Linked DNA regions of Mus musculus: region 2 is linked to region 1. A link is a loop called in an ENCODE intact Hi-C map of the cell type or tissue named here. Cell type or tissue: left cerebral cortex. All regions are shown on one strand.

What was found. Hi-C counts contacts between places; a loop is a spot of excess contacts. Peaks named below come from ENCODE experiments on the same cell type or tissue, not always from the same donor. Only the 100,000 strongest peaks of a DNase experiment are listed, where the experiment ranks them.
Region 2: it touches region 1 in a loop (2.1-fold over the local background); 2 of 42 quality-filtered maps call a loop at or near these places.

Annotation. Positions count from the first base shown.
Region 1 is chr4:131,822,396-131,830,395 of GRCm38, reverse strand. Ptpru (protein tyrosine phosphatase, receptor type, U) reads left to right here. Exons shown (of 31, transcript NM_001083119.2): 2 at 6,433-6,564. Among named protein-coding and RNA genes, the nearest start is that of Ptpru, 12 kb to the left of the region's middle. In left cerebral cortex, a CTCF peak has its summit at 4,393 (motif pointing left); a DNase peak (open chromatin) is centred at 4,374.
Region 2 is chr4:131,508,121-131,516,120 of GRCm38, reverse strand. No RefSeq gene overlaps it. Among named protein-coding and RNA genes, the nearest start is that of Gm831, 21 kb to the right of the region's middle. In left cerebral cortex, no CTCF peak of the experiment used is centred here; DNase peaks (open chromatin) are centred at 4,376 and 7,763; H3K27ac peaks cover 1,003 bases.

The DNA of each region.
Region 1 (8,000 bases):
CCCAGAGAGTCAACCTCGTCATGCATCTGTTCTCTGTAGGGTTGCTGTTGTGTGACTTTTCCCAGGGAGATGCGAATACACATCTATTCACAGACCAAAGAAACGATTCCGTCCAAGTCTAACTTGGTGCACTGAGTTTAATGGAGTCCCTTGCAGAAACACTGGTAATTCAAAAGGCAAGTGCATTTAGGAAAAGCTCACCCCTGCATGGGGAATGACTCTTGAGAGCCTTATCCCTGGTGGCTTGCAGAGAGCCTTCTCTCTTCAGGTGCTGTTACTGCTTACATAACCTTGGAGAAGGTCTCGTGAATCCTGTAACTTCTCAAAGCCTGCTAAGTTGCGTGACTGTCTCCGCTCCCCTCCCTCCAAAAGGGGATGTTTCCATTGAGAGGAAACGGCTAGCCGCCAGGCTGTGAGCACCGCTGAGTTTCCAGACCCAGAGCCCTTAACTGAATCCATGGCGCTTAGGTTTTGTGCCACCGATCACCCATCCCCGGAGTCTGCACAGACCAGGCTCCTGAGGACTACATTTAGTTTCTGGTCTTATCCCCAGTGCTTGGTTCTGGATGGTGATCCATCCTTCTTCTCCTGATTCTCTGCACCAGCCGGCAGGCATGGCTGTGCTGGGCAGACCCTTTCTAGGAGGAGGAGCCTCCTGTTCTGTACCAGGTTCTATGCTGGTGACTGGAGCAGAGGAAAGGCTTGATTGAGCCTACCACCCTCCATTCTGCCACAGGCCCACATGGTGACACATACCCAAGGTGAATGTGGTTCCACACTGCACAGCCCTGACGAGCTCTTCCATGCCTAGCAGATTTAAGTGCTGTGTGTGTGTGTGTGTGTGTGTGTGTGTGTGTGTGTGGTGTGTGCGCACTGTGTGCTCTGCAGCCTTACACGGAATGACAGGATTCTGTCTGTTGGACTCTGTATCTTCAGCACACCCCATCATAGTAGCGCATGGCCCTCCCTCTGCATGGGGCCTGTGCACACCAGCGCTGCTTTAGCTTGCACTGTGTCTTTATCTGGCTGTGGTGTAGGGCACTTGCTGTGTAGAGGATCTATGTGTTCTTCCCGCTGTACTTCTGCACAGTGAGTCCCTCCCCTTATCTCTCGGATCCAGCCCTGGACTGCCAATATAGCAGCCCTCTCGTCAACTCCGGAATTCATGATCTGTGTTACCCACAGAGATGGGAAAGGGTCTGCTGCGAGTTCTTCAGGTGCAGATGGCTTTCTTTCATACTCAGTGAAGAGAGGAGGATGTTGGCTCTGCCAGGCTCTGTGTTGGCTCCTTAGGTGGTCTCAGCTTTCTCTGCCTGTGGCCAGCCCTTGGTGGTCTCGTTGGTTGCAAAACTCTGTGTGGCTATATAGGTATTTTGCTGCCAGCCCTACTGTGCTTCCTGCCAGTTACTCAGTGTTCTGGTAGTAGGCTCCAAATGCCAGCCCTACATTTATATGTGTTGGCCTAGTCTATACTATAGTATAGTCTATTATACTATACTATACTATACTATACTATACTATACTATACTATGCTATACTACACTATATACTATACTACACTATATACTATATGTATACTATACTATATACCATATTACACAATATACTATATTATACTACACTATGTACTATACTATACTATATACTATACTATACTATACTATACTATACTATACTATATACCATACAATAGTTTAGACTATTTTAGGCTATAGTCACATCCTTGAACTTGGTGCATCTGGTGGATGTTTGACCAGCTGGGATCTTGGTGTTAATGAGTCTGGGCATAGTTGGTCAACTGTTATATACAGGGCTTGGGGATGGGCTTTAAAGGCAGAAGAGCTAGCCCCCGCCTTTAGGAAGGGAGGAGGTAAGAGCTAAGCAGGCTTGCAGTGCAGTCAGAGTTAGGGCGGAGCATCTGGGACAGGGCTGAGTTGGGGAAGAATGTCCAGGGTTGAGTTCAGTGACCTTAGAAGAGGGAGGGATCATGAAATAGACTGGCTTTGTTGGGATTGTATGTGGGGTCCCTAGGTTATAGGGCTGGGTTGTGTCTGGCAGTGTGAGGTCCCAGCCTGTGTATTTACAATCTGCCTGGAGAAGTTTTGTTTCTTCTGGGGCTACCCTTGGGAACTGAACATTTTGTTGACAAAACAGAGAGAATAAAAATCTCATCGCAAACAAGCTCTGTTTACTCAAGGTCTTCAGAAAACATGGCTGCAGGTGCGGTAGGCACAGACCATATCCCTTGTCTGTCCTGGTTAGAGGAGGACAGATAGGCTGATGCATAGCATGTGTGTGCACGCGCGCGCACACACACACACACACACATACACACACACACATACACACACACACACACACACACACACACACACGAGTGTTCACCCCCCCCCCTCCACGCCAACTCTTTCTGCTCTATACAAATACCCACCATCCCCAGGCTGATGCCCAGCATAGAATGTATCTATATATTTCTGCTCACAAGCCAGCTTTACAGTATTTCTGAGAGCCCTAATCTGGCAGTCACCCATGCCCTCCTATGCATACCTTTCCCCCAGGACACCTCCAGTTGGTGCTATTGCTATTACTATTACTGTTGGCTTGTTTGAGACAGGCTCTCATGGAGCCCAGCCTGGCCTGGAACACCTTTATGGTGCTGAGGACGACCCCCAACTCCTGATTCTTATGCCTACTCCTCCATCCTGATCCTGGGATCAGAGGGGTACACCACCATGCAACCAAAATCAGAGGCATAACCCCTGTTCCTATTTCACTGAGGTCCTGAATGGGGCCTGGCCTAGAGACCCAGGGATGAGGTTGTCCAGAGATCAGTGAGAAGGGGTCATGCTGCCTAAGAGGTCATCCTGGTTAGCATCTGTTAGTCTAAGAGGTCATCCTGACCGTGGTCAGAGAAGGCAGGTCACATGCTAAGTCATGAAGGGACCCAGGAACTTAGCAGAACTAAGATGCAGATTCTCTGATCTTAGTTAAATGTTTTGTACCAGTTGTCCTGTCATGGTCACAGCTAGGTCTCTCTCTGTCTCTCTCTCTTTGTCTCTCTCTCTGTCTCTCTGTCTGTCTCTCTCTCTCTCTCTCTCTCTCATTCTCTCTCTCTCACACACACACACATACAGAGAGAGAGAGAGACAGAGAGAGAGAGAGAGAGAGAGGTGAGACCTCCCTGGGGGAACCCCTCCCAGGCTTCTCTAGAGGTTGCTGGTCCCTGACATCATCCTCCCTCCAGCCTGCCGGATGTGCATAAGCCATCCCCTTTCTTCCCAAATTGTGGTTGACGGTTGCTCAGGCAACCGCCTGGCCAGATTGGGGAGATTAGCAGAGGAATGTTGCTGAGCAAGTTGGAGCCTGGGCTGGAGGAGCTCTGGGGTCCTGTATTGATTCAACCCACCCTCCGCGAGAGCTCTCCGCAGAGATGAGGTACCCAAAGAGGGGCCCCATCTTCTCTCCCTGTCCTTTGCCTAACTTAGACTGTGCCACAGGACTTGAGTTGGTCTGGGGAAAGTGTGTGTGTGTGTGTGTGTGTGTGTGTGTGTGTGTGTACTCACATGCACACTGTATCCAGGATGATAGCTCAGGTCCCCCAAGTCCTCCTTTATTTTTTTGCCAGTTTCTGACATCAGGCTCCAGACCATTTGGTAGCTTGGTCCCCAGTTCCCACCTGCCCTTGTCGCACTCTGGAAAAGCCACCTGCTTGAACCTTCAGAATCCAGGCATTCTCTGCCCCAGCACTTCCTGCGGCTCCCCAGTTCAGTGTGAGGTTCAACTCCTCACTCTGGCATCCACGGCTTTCTAGCAAGTGGTCTCAGCCTCTGTTTCCCATCATGGCAGCCAACCTGAGCTCTGCCCTTTGCTGGGGACAAACCGGGTTTCCCTTTTTCCTCCCTTCACTCTGTGGCCCTAGGCTCAACTCAGATGTCACCTCCCTGTGCCAACAACCCAAGTTTTGTCCCCTTTAACCTTCACCCTTCCCAACTTCCACTTCTCCACCTTTGCTCATGTTAGGAAGCTGCCCAAAGCAATCTAGAACATCTTTCTTTTTTCCCCCTCCCCTCCCCTCCCCATGTTAATCAAGCTTGAGCCTCTCATGGTGCCCATCACCTATCATCCTGCACCACCTTGAATGAGGAGACGGGTCTTGAGTGTGAAACTACATTAGAGGCTGTGTCTACTCTCGTTGGATAAAGACAGGTGATTTAATTTGTGTCTGCTCTTACTGCAGCTATGTGATCCCTGGCCATCTCTGAGCATCACACAGAATCCGTCTGTATGACAGGAATAACAATGTCACTATGTAAACGCTGAGTCCCTCATGCAGATTGGGCACACAGTAGTCAGGGCAGGCGTGGTGGTGGTAATCGGCGCCCCCTAGTGGTGGTGCTGAAGCCCTGGCAGGAGGAACTAGCTGCTCCTATCGCTGGAGAGCTGGGGTGGGAGTGGGGGTGGGGGAGAGATGGGGCTCCCTTTGGGAGATGTTGTTCTCTAAGAGATGAAGTTGAACTGGGCCTGGCCCAGAGGCCTAGGTCTGGCGCTGACTAGGGATTAGTGAGAATGGTCACTCTGGCTAAGAGGTCACTCTGGATGATTCGAATCGATGCCTGAGGGTCATCCTGACTGTGCTCACATAGAGAGGGTATCTGGTAGAGGGCAGGAGTCAGTGAGTCTGGTGGTCACTGACATTTGCCTGACATTTAGGGGACATGGATAAGACTGGAGTCACTCTGGCCAGGCACAGTCACCTGGAAGGATCATGTAATTGTGGTCAGGAGGTTAAATTGCTCTAGTAGAGACCCCGGTGTGGTTGTTAGTCTGAGGTCAGTAAACTCTGGAGAGGGTGGGAGGCCTGTCTGGTCTTGTGCCTGTCTCAGAACTCTTGGGAAGAAACCACAGGGCTGGTTACCTCAGGCCTGACAAGGGCCCTGAAAGAGATGCCTGGGGCAGCTACTTTGCCTTTGTGTAGGAACTAGAAAGGCCTGCCACTAGCCTGGGATCGAAATCTTACTTTTTTCTATAGTCTGTCCCTGTGATGGGCTGGGACCTCCACGGGCAGGAAGTGAACACTTCCCCCTCACTAGGAAGACCACTCTCTGGCCACCCTTTCCTTCTGTGCCACACTGTGGGCTTTTTGCAAGGGGAGAGCTGGGGCCCTTCCAACAAAGATGACATTAAAACTCACTTAACCTCATGCCTCAGGGCACAGCGCTGACTAGAGCTTTTCAGACAAAGAGACACAAAGCACTGTGGGGTTCCCTGGACCAACTCCCTCACTACCCCCTGTCTGCCTGGTGCGGGCTGACACACACATCCCATTGTTCCCCATTCTCTGGTGGGGTTTAAGGAGTTGAGAGACCCCAGCAGTGAGCAGCTCAGTCATGCCCAGCTCAGTCATGCCCAGCTCCACCTATGTGTTTGAAAAGATGCACACAGGTGAAATGCAGTCTTCAAAAGGAAGCCACTTGTTGCCTGCCCAGAGTATGCCACTCACCTGCTGGCTTACAACTGTCCTGCCCTCTTCTTCTTGGGACCCAGAAACAGAGCAACTCATTCCCCTCATCTCGGATTTCTGGGGAGTGTAAGCTTCTGGTGGGCATGGATTCAAATCCTGTTTCTTTTCCTCGTCCGGGAACCAGTAGCACACGTCTCTGCTAGGGATGGCAAGGAGCAAAGCCAAGATTGAATCCCAAGTCTGTCCCGTGTCTCCAGCGTCCACCACTGAGCTACCATTGACCTGTACCGTGGACAAAGGCCTTCGTTTCTCAGAACCTCGGTCACCTCCTCTGTCAAATGCAGATCATTAATCTTGGTCTCCAGTCACCAGAATTAACACCCTCCCATCAAACATGCATTCAACCCACAGAGAACTTCCCTGTGTCACATCCCTGGGGACAGAAATCTAAGTTGATTGATGTTGGGCCATGATTGAGTGAATTCCTTTGGCATCTATCACATTGTTAATGGACACAGAAAGCCACATTCTGCGTTTGGTACTTAACATCATTCTATGCTGGGCCCCCAGCCTGTAAAATGGGGCTAATCTAGTGCTGATCTTGTAGGCCGGCTTGAGGCTGCATAATGCAATAAGGATGATGGTTGTTTTTATTAAGGAGAGCCTTGATGGATGGTTAAGCTGTTGGGGAATCCTGGGGAGTGATGGGGGATCCTGGGAAGTGATGGAGGATTCTGGGAAGTGATGGGGGAGTGGCCAATGCAAAGTCTTGGTATTGGTAAGGGACAATGAGGGGAGGGTGTTAGGGTGGAGGAGGGAGAACTTTGTTAGTTGGAGGGAACCATGCTAAGGAGGGAAGAGGTTGGCCTGAGAAGAAGGAGGGGACAGTGAGGGGACCTAAAGTGTTGTGTTGGGGTCCTCCTCATCAGTGGCCTTGCCTGAGCTTAACCAACCAGGCCCTATCCTCACAGCTGGCTGCACCTTCGAGGAGGCGAGTGACCCGGTCGTGCCCTGCGAGTTCAGCCAGGCTCAGTATGACGACTTCCAATGGGAGCAAGTGCGGATCCACCCCGGCACCCGGACCCCTGAAGACCTGCCCCATGGTGAGCCTACACTCCCTCAGTATTATTTCTCTCCTCCCAGTTCTTCTCTAGCTCTTCCCCAGCGTCTCCTGCTCTTTCTGGGATTTGAAGATACCTAAGAGAGGTGACATGGGGTCTCTGGGTACACTGCTGCCCTCTTCTTGGGAACCCTGGACCCTTCCCAACCTTGACATAATGGTGTACACGTCATCACTAGACTGGGAGTCTGGAGGCTAAATGTAGATTCTAGTACTGGTCTCCTACTCAAATGGTGGCTTGAGAACATTCATTCCAGAATCATAAAGATGTGGGTTCAAATCCCAGCCCCATCATCTTGCTAGCTCAGTGGCCTCTAGTAAGCTGCTCAACTTCTCTGAACCTTCATTGTTTTGACTGTGAAATGGGAGAACAGTGGCCCATAGCACAGGGCACCGAGGTGGCACACAGGGTGCCAGTTGTATAGTTGCTGTTGTGGAGGATACTTGAGAGTGCCTGGCAACCAGTGGCCCTCCTCACTGGGCACAGAATCAACTGGAAATTACAAGAAGAATAGACATGGGGCAGGAGGGTCACAAGTTTGAGGCTAGCCTGGGCTACTTGGTGAGCTACTGCCCCTAAAATAAAACTGGAAGGAAAAGAAGAGAGGGATGAAGAGATGGATCAGTGGTGAAAAGTACTAGCTGCTTTTTCAGAGGACCTGGGTTCAAGTCCCAGCACCACATAGCAGCTCACAACCAGGGGACCCAATGATTTCTCATGGCTTCTTAAGGAATTGCACATATTTGGTATACAGACATGTAGGCAAACACCCAAATACATAAAATTTAAAAATATATGTTGTCTTAGTTAGGGTTTTACTGCTGTGAACAGACACCATGACTAAGGCAATTCTTATAAGGACACCATTCATAAAGTTCAGAGGTTTAGAGGTTCAGTCCATTATCATCAAGGCAGAAACATGGCAGCATCCAGGCAGGCATGGTGCAGGAGGAGCTGAGAGTTCTACATCTGCCTCTGAAGGCTGCTAGCAAAATACTGACTTCTAGGTAGCTAGATAAGGGTCTTAAAGTCCACACACACAGTGACACACCTACTCAAACAGGGCCACACCTTCTAACAGTGCCACTCCCTGGGCCGAGCATATACAAACCATCACATATGTATTTTTAAAAGGAAAAAGGGCAAGAGAGATCGAGGCCAGCTGAGCCAGTTTATTACTGACGAAGCATTGTAGGATAGACTGAGGAAATGGCAGAAGAGAGAGCCAGGGTCTCCCTCCCCTGTGTCCTGTTATAGAGGTGGCCCAGGGCCTTAGCTGTTCAACTCTCAGCAGATGCCAGCATCTGCTGGCAAGAGTGGGCCAGGGAAGTGGCGGCTCTTAGTGGTGGGTGGACTAGCAGCTGTAGGTGAGAGATCCCTTGGGGTTGGCTGGCACTGGCTGGGCTCTGGAAACAGAC
Region 2 (8,000 bases), 310 kb after region 1:
CAGGCCCAAACACCTCTACAGGAAGCTGGGGCTCTCTGATCGCCCAGTTCACGAAGCACTTAATTGCTCTCTCAGTGGCTCCTTCCTTTACACATACAGGCTGGGGATGACTCTGATTTTGTGGCTGCAGGGGCGCTCCCTGGATCAAGAAAGAAGCCTGGGAGGGGCTAACAGAAGGAGAGCTCACAGGCCCACAGGACAGAGAGGAGGAGGAGGAGGAGGAGGAGGAGGAGGAGGAGGAGAGGTCCTGACTATCCCTGCACTAGACCCTACTGCACCTCCCCCTTGTGGCTCTGCTCTGTGCTCAGCCCATGAGGGTTAAGCATTTAATAAGTCTCAAGTCTGATTCTGAGTCTAAGATCCAAAGTGAGATCCCTGCCCTCTTGGTGGGCAGCGGAAGGCATGTGTTAGAACGTGTGTTGCCTCAAAATATGCCCCGCCGATATCTGTAACCAAGCTGAAGATACTTAAGATTCGGGGAGCTTGGAGACAGACGTCTACAACAAAAGACAGACGAACAAGAGAAAAACAGGCACATTCACAGACACGTGAGGTGGGTGTCACACGAAAGCCTGGGTGAGATGCGACTCAAAGCGACGGCTTCAGCTACAGTGTCTGTCTTAAGCAGCCTTCTTATAATGGGTGATCAATTCCAGAGAAAGGACAGGATGTCACACAGCTGACATGGAGGGTACACAGAAGGAAGGGGATAGGAAATGCACTGACAGGATAGAACCCTAGTGGACTCCTCTGGGGCCATCCTCTAGCGCATGGGGGTGGAAAGGCTCTGAATATATATCCTGCACTGAGTCGGGGAAGCCAAGAGGACAAGAGGAGAGCAGACCTTTTGTCTTTGTAACCTCTGATCTGCTTTAGGACATTGCAGCTGCATGGGACAGGTGCAAATCCAACTGGCTGCCCTAACCATAAGCCTCGGGGATCGCTGGCCAGTGTGTATATGGATTAGAATTCTGGGATTCATGGACCTTAAGTCCCTCTGGGTCCTTCCAGGGCCCAGGACACTGTGATGGCATAATGATGAGCATATGAATCCATGTGATTTAAGGCCGGCACCCAGAGCTCTGTACAGTCCACAGCACAGGCTTTCTATCATCTCAGAGTGAGCTGGCCCCTCTGCCCTGACCCTGAGCTGGCAGACCACATAGAACCACACAATTATAGGTGGTCCATGGGATGAACCGGGGAAGACCACTCAAGGCTGAGCAAGCTGCTGAGCAGGTGGGGATCATTTTCAGGAAGGGCAACTGCCTATGAGAGGGGCTCTGTGAGGAATCACCTCATTCTAACATCTTCTCCATTACAATCCTGCCTCAGTGGGGTCTCAGTCCATGGCCTGGGCCAAACTCATCCACTACTGTGTGATTATGTCCAGTCTTCACACATCTTTAAGGGCTGCTAATCCACCATAGCAGTCCACACACAGTCACCAGGGAGTCTCTCTGTCAAGGATGAGGATGTCTGTAGCTGCTACGCTAGATTTATGAGTGTTGCGTGGTATGTGGGGTGTTGGTCACCCATAGCGCAAATGACACTTTTAAGTCTCAAGTGCCTTTCTTAGCATCAGATTACCTGGAACCAACACTGGTCCCCAGGAATGGGTCCTGATGGAGTCTGTGAAGTAAGGAGGCAGAGAGAAAAGGCAATGTGAGTAGGGGAGGTTCTACAGGGCATCTTAGGAATCTCCCTTGACTCTCCAAGGTGATCTTGGAATCCTAGGGGGTGCGGGGTCAATCCACAGGCTGCTTTATCTAGGGGTGCCTGAGGTCTAAGAACAAGAGAAATGTGAGAGTGATAGTCCCAGCACTGTGGGGCTGTGGTCTTCCCTCCGAGGGTGTGAACTACAGGAGGGAGCCCCTCTTGGCAATGCTGGTGGCAGGGAGGGAGCAATGACCAGAGAGGCTCGGACACACTGAAAAGCCATTCCTTTCCCCACCTGGATTGCTGCCGGCTGAGGGCTACAGTGGAGGACGGGTGGGCAGAACATGGAGTCTGCTGGAAACGGAAGCTGAGAGTTCCTTGGTTGGATAAGGCAGGGGCCTTGTCTGAGGCAAAAAGCACAGTGTGAGACCTAAAACACGTTTTATTGTTACCTGGTCCTCCTTAGAGCATTAGGGACACAGAAGAACTGGGATCCAATGGGAAGGACCAGTATTGAAAAGACTGGCACTTGCAGGAGCATCTCTGAAGAGCATCCCTGGAGAGCATCCCTGGAGAGCTTCCCTGGAGGGTACCCATGGAGGGTACCCTTAGAGGGATGCTAGAAGATTTAAATGTCAGGTTGGGGCTCACAGACTTTGTAATCAGCTTTCTGAATGCAAATCCTGCCTCACTTTTTTGTTTGCTTGTTTTGTTTCCCATCTCTACCCAGGATGCTGGACAAATTATTTAATCTCTCTGGGCCTCAGTTTTCTCATCTGTGAAATGAGGCCATGGAATCACCCCCTTGAAACATTGGGCTAAGGATTGAATCTGAGCCCACATGCTTTCTGCAGAGCACAGGCCCCCAGCCAGTGTCAGCAGGGCAGTTTGGTTTGGGCTCCTAGGGAGGTGGGTGGGACAGATGGCCTTGGAGTTCTCCTCTGACCTCAGAAGCACCTGGAGGGTAGAATGGTGAGGATGGAGCATCTTATTAAAGAAACAGTCTTTGGCAGGCGAAGTGACTTCTTTAAGCTTTTATGGCTGAACTGCTGAGAGACTGAGACCTGTCCCTGTCCATGTCACTGTGCAGCTCTGGAAGCCAGGATGCTATCTGAGCCTAACGGGGCTGCCGCAGGTCTCCTATGCCTCTGGGAGGCTCCTGTAGCTCAGCCTGAATAAGCTAGAAAGGAGGTCACATGTGATCCCAGATGCTGGGGGAGCAACTAGCTGCCCCCCCAAGCTGTCAGGTGCTTCCTTCCCCCACCCTCTCCTTACTCTCTCCTCTCACCCTAGCACGAGGCTGCCCTACCCACTCCCCATGGGTTGCTCCACCTGGATGGAACAGAGGACCAAGCTTTCCTCATGGTAATGTAAGCACTGCATTTTCATTGAAATCCCTGCCTGGATGAGCTGTTGGCTAGAAGGTTTAACTCGTGTACACAGGGAGAGCTCACGGGCTTGTCCCTAATATTTATTCTGGTGACTGTAACATGCAGATAAGGTGAGTGCCTGGCGCCGGCACACAGAATAAATTTACATTCTGGAAGCCACAAAAAGCTGAGTATACAAGGCATTATGGGCCTGGCTGGGGGCCTAGGGAGGAGAAAGCCAGCTTTTACCTCAGCAGGTTCTGCCTGTGATGCTCCAAGCTGAGGCTAGCCTTGTACTTGAAACCCAGCGTCGGCCTGTCAGCCCCTGGGTCTGAGACAGCTGAAAGCTTGGCTTTGTGGTGAGGAACCTCCATCACTACCAAGCTAAGACACCCAGCTGCTGATCCAGCTCCACCCACACTGACCCACAGTGGACATTTGAGGCTTCTGGGTTTGCCTTTGTGAAACCCTTCCTACCCCTCAGCTGAACCAGAGCTCCCTCAACCACGATCCCTAAACCCACAGGAGCAGGAGGGGATCTCCTACTGCTCACTGAGGAGTCTTAGCGCAAGGGTGGTATATACCACATGAGTAATGATTGTATCCTTTGCGAAGCCTGCTGCAGTGGGTCTGCCCCATGAAGCTGGATAAGGATGGGGTGGGGCTAGGGTGGCAGGAAGCTGGGTAAACCTCACATGGTGGAAAGGGTACAGAGTTAGGGACTGAACCCCCTCACTCTGCATTCATTTTTACCTGTTGAGAAACTTTAGGTTGGAGGTGCCTTCTGGAAAGAGTAGGAGCAAGACCTATGTCAGAGCCTTGGTATCCTTAGCTGAGCAACCTTGGAAAAAATACTTGACATCTCTATGTTCAGCTTGCTCCACTGTGACACAGGATGATGAGAATTCTTATCCCAAACTAGGGTAACTTCTGGTACACAGAAGGCATTTAATAAGTGCTCCAATCTTTGTACCACATATCCATGCTCACTATAGAGCATGTTCAGGAACAGAGGCACTAAACAATGAGCTACAACCATGAACATTGGTCCTGTCACTGCCTACCCAGGGTGGGAAGATAGAGGGGGGGGGGTTGGCTGTGTGAGGGTGCAACAGTGTGGGTCTCCACAGCCAGGGCTGTGCCATCCCATTGCCAGCAGCAGAGGCCACTGCCCAGCCACTGCTGAGACACCACTCATCTAGGAGGCCAGCTGGCAGACAGACTACATTGGTCCCCTTCCATGGAAAGGCCCAGCGGCTGTTTACCCAGGAATAGATGTATGTTCCTGGTAGGCAGTTGTCTTTCCTGTCTGCAGGGCCCAGGCTGCTCCAAAACCCAGAGCTTTAGAAGTGTCTCATCCACTGGCCCTGCTCCCACCCGGCAGAGTACCAGGCCAGGGACTGAGTTACTGCGAGCAGGTGCAGCAGCAGGCTTGGGCAGTAAAGAGCAAGACATTTGCATAGCATTTGCACCTCCTGAAAACTGCCAGCTTCAAAGAGGGCTGTGCTGTTCTTCTGAGAGCCCAGTTTAGAGTTACATTGGAGTGAGATTTCTGAGGATGGTCCTCCAGCCTATAAAACATGCTGCACAGATAGAGTGCTGGTACTTCTTGGGGGGAAGGGGGGAATCTGTTCCTAACAGGAATACAGAGACTTGGATCTGGGGTGATGGCTCCTCAGTTGGTAAAGTGCTTATTGTATAAGCATGTGGACTTCAGTTCCACCCATTGAACCCACATTTAAAAAAACCAACCAACCCAACCCAACCAACCAACCCAACCAACTAACCAACCAACCAATCAAACCAACCAACTAACCCAACCCATCCAATCAACCAATCCAACCAACCAATCCAACCAATCAGCCAGCCAACCAAACAACCTTCAAAAAACAAAACAAAACAAAACAACAAACAAACAAGCAAAAACCAAAATGAAAAACCCCAAAACAGGTATGGTATGCTTCACTTGTCACCCCAGAACTGGTGAAGTAGAAGTATGTGGACCCACAGAGCCAACAGTCAGTCTAGCCACTTGGCCAGCTCTCTTCACAGAGCAGGTCCTTCCTGGGAGGACATGATGACCAAGGCTCAGATACCCTGTGGGACAGGAACTGGGTCATATTTCCAAGCTCCCAGATGAGTGGCCAAGGATACATGGTCAGAGGAGGGGAGGGTTCAAATTGAGGAGGAGAGTTTGAGTCTTGGGGAAGTGGTGGGGCCTGCTTCAGTTCAGGAATTCCACTTATCTCCACTCTCTGGAAGGTAGAGAGGCCCCAGGAGAGAGCCCATTTCTCTCAAGAGATCCATTAACACAGAAAAGAGCTGAGGAGACTGAATAGACTGAGACAGACATAGGGACTTAGTGCCCCTTTGCTTTGACCCCTACAGCTGCAGTGTGCTGGGAATAGAGGCTCTCTATAAGGAGGACACACTCTGTGAGGAGGCCCTCTGTGAGGATGCTCTCTGTGAGAAGGCCCTCAATGAGGAGGCCCTCTGTGATGAGGCCCTGTGTGAGGAGGCTCTCTGTGAGGACAGCCTCTGTGAGGAGGCCCTCTATGAGGAGGCCCTCTGTGAGGAGGCCCTCTATGAGGAGGCTCTCTCTGAGGACAGCCTCTGTCAGCTGGCCCTCTGTGAGGAGGCTCTCTGTGAGGACAGCCTCTGTGAGGAGGCCCTCTATGAGGAGGCCCTCTGTGAGGAGGCCCTTTGTGAGGAGGCTCTCTCTGAGGACAGCCTCTGTCAGCTGGCCCTCTGTGAGGAGGCCCTCTGTGAGGACAGCCTCTGTGAGGAGGCCCTCTGTGAGGAGGCTCTCTGTGAGGAGGCCCTCTGTGAGGAGACTCTCTCTGAGGACAGCCTCTGTGAGAAGGTCCTCTATGAGGAGGCCCTCTGTGAGGAGGCTCTTTGTGAGGAGGCCCTCTATGAGGAGTCTCTCTGTGAGGAGGCCTTCTATGAGGAGACTCTCTGTGAGGAGTCCCTCTGTGAGGAGGCCCTTTGTGAGGAGGCCCTCTGTGAGGACAGCCACTGTGAGGACAGCATCTGTGAAGAGGCTCTCTGTGAGGAGGCCCTCTGTGAGGAGGCTCTCTGTGAGGACAGCCTCTGTGAGGAGGCCCTTTATGAGGAGGCCCTCTGTGAGGAGGCCCTCTGTGAGGAGTCTCTACGTGAGGAGGCCCTCTGTAAGGAGTCTCTCTGTGAGGAGGCCTTCTATGAGGAGACTCTCTGTGAGGAGTCCCTCTGTGAGGAGGCCCTTTGTGAGGAGGCCCTCTGTGAGGAGGGTCTCTGTGAGGACAGCCTCTGTGAGGAGGCTCTTTGTAAGGAGACCCTCTGTAGGGACAGCCTCTGTGAGGAGGCTCTCTGTGAGGAGACCCTCTGTGAAGAGGTTCTCTCTGAGGACAGCCTCTGTGAGGAGGCCCTCTGTGAAGAGGCCCTCTATGAGGAGACCCTCTGTGAGGAGGCCTTCTGTTAGGAGGCTCTCTTTGAGGACAGCCTCTGTGAGGAGGCCCTCTATGAGGAGGCCCTCTGTGAGGAGGCTCTCTGTGAGGAGGTCCTCTGTGAGGAGACCCTCTGTGAGGACAGCCACTGTGAAGACAGCCTCTGTGAGGAGGCCCCATCTGAGGATACTTTTTATGAGGAGGCCCTCTGTGAGTAGTCCCTTTATGAGGAGGCCCTCTGTGAGGAGGCTGTGAGGAGACCCTCTGTGAGGACAGCCACTGTGAGGATAGCATCTGTGAAGAGGCTCTCTGTGAGGAGGCCCTCTGTGAGGAGGCTCTCTGTGAGGACAGCCTCTGTGAGGAGGCCCTTTATGAGGAGGCCCTCTGTGAGGAGGCCCTCTGTGAGGAGGCTCTCTCTGTGGACAGCCACTCTGAAGAGAGCCTCTGTGAGGAGGCCCTCTGTGAGGAGACCCTCTGTGAGGAGGTCCTCTATGAGGAGGCTCTCTGTGAGAAGGCCCTCTGTGAGGAGGCTCTCTCTGAGGAGGCTCTCTGTGAGAACAGCCTCTGTGAGGAGGCCCTCTGTGAGGAGGCTCTCTCTGAGGAGGCCCTCAATGAGGAGACCCTATGTGAGGAGCCTCTCTGTGAGGACAGCCTCTGTGAGGAGGCCCACTGTGAGCCTCTTAGCTACTTCTTGGCCTCACTATAGGGAACAGCTCAGGGTCTTTTTGGCCAGTTCTGTCTATTGCCCATCACCTCTTCATTCCCTGCCCCGGAAGACCTACCAGGATATTTTCTGGGTCCTTCTTAGCCGGTCCCCTTCTTGCAGCTGTCTTAATTCCTGTCTTTTCCCCAAGTCTATCTCTGTCTCTGCCTTGTCATAGTCTATTTAGTGATATAGCAGAAGCCTGTATAATTTGGTACCAGTCAAACCTGAGTGGGGCTCCCAATCCAGTACCTAACTAGCTGGGTGATTTTGGATGGTAAATGACTCAGCTTTCTATGTCTCTGATTCCCCCTTTCCAATATGAAGAGAGAATAAATTCCCTAGGCTTACAGGATGCAGAACACGAGAGGATAGGAAAATGTCTGATAAAGGAAAGCACACAACATTAACTGAGATTCTGTTCACTCATATCTTTGCCTGAGTCGCAGCCTGAGAACTGTGGAGAGGGGCAAGCAGAATCTGAGACCTGCAGGGAGCTAGCCTCCCGGGGGGATGGGGAGGGCTGGTGTCAGGATGTCCCAGTATGGAAGGTCTGTGTGGATGCTGGGCGGATGGCAGGCGCAGTGGGCTGAGCTCGGGTGGGGTTTGTGGTGGAATGTTCCCAACTTCGAGTCTCTCCTCCTCCTTCCAGGAAGCCTCACTCCCCTGCACAGCTGCCATGCCACATTTCATATCAGAACATCTAGCTCTATCCAAACAAGAGGTGGCTGCAATCTAAGATGTCTACACATTCTGGGAGTTGGGGGAAATGTGGGCACACCCCCGCCTGTGTTGCCCAAAAGTCCTTTGGCTGGAGAGAGAAAGGAAACCCTAGCTGCCCAG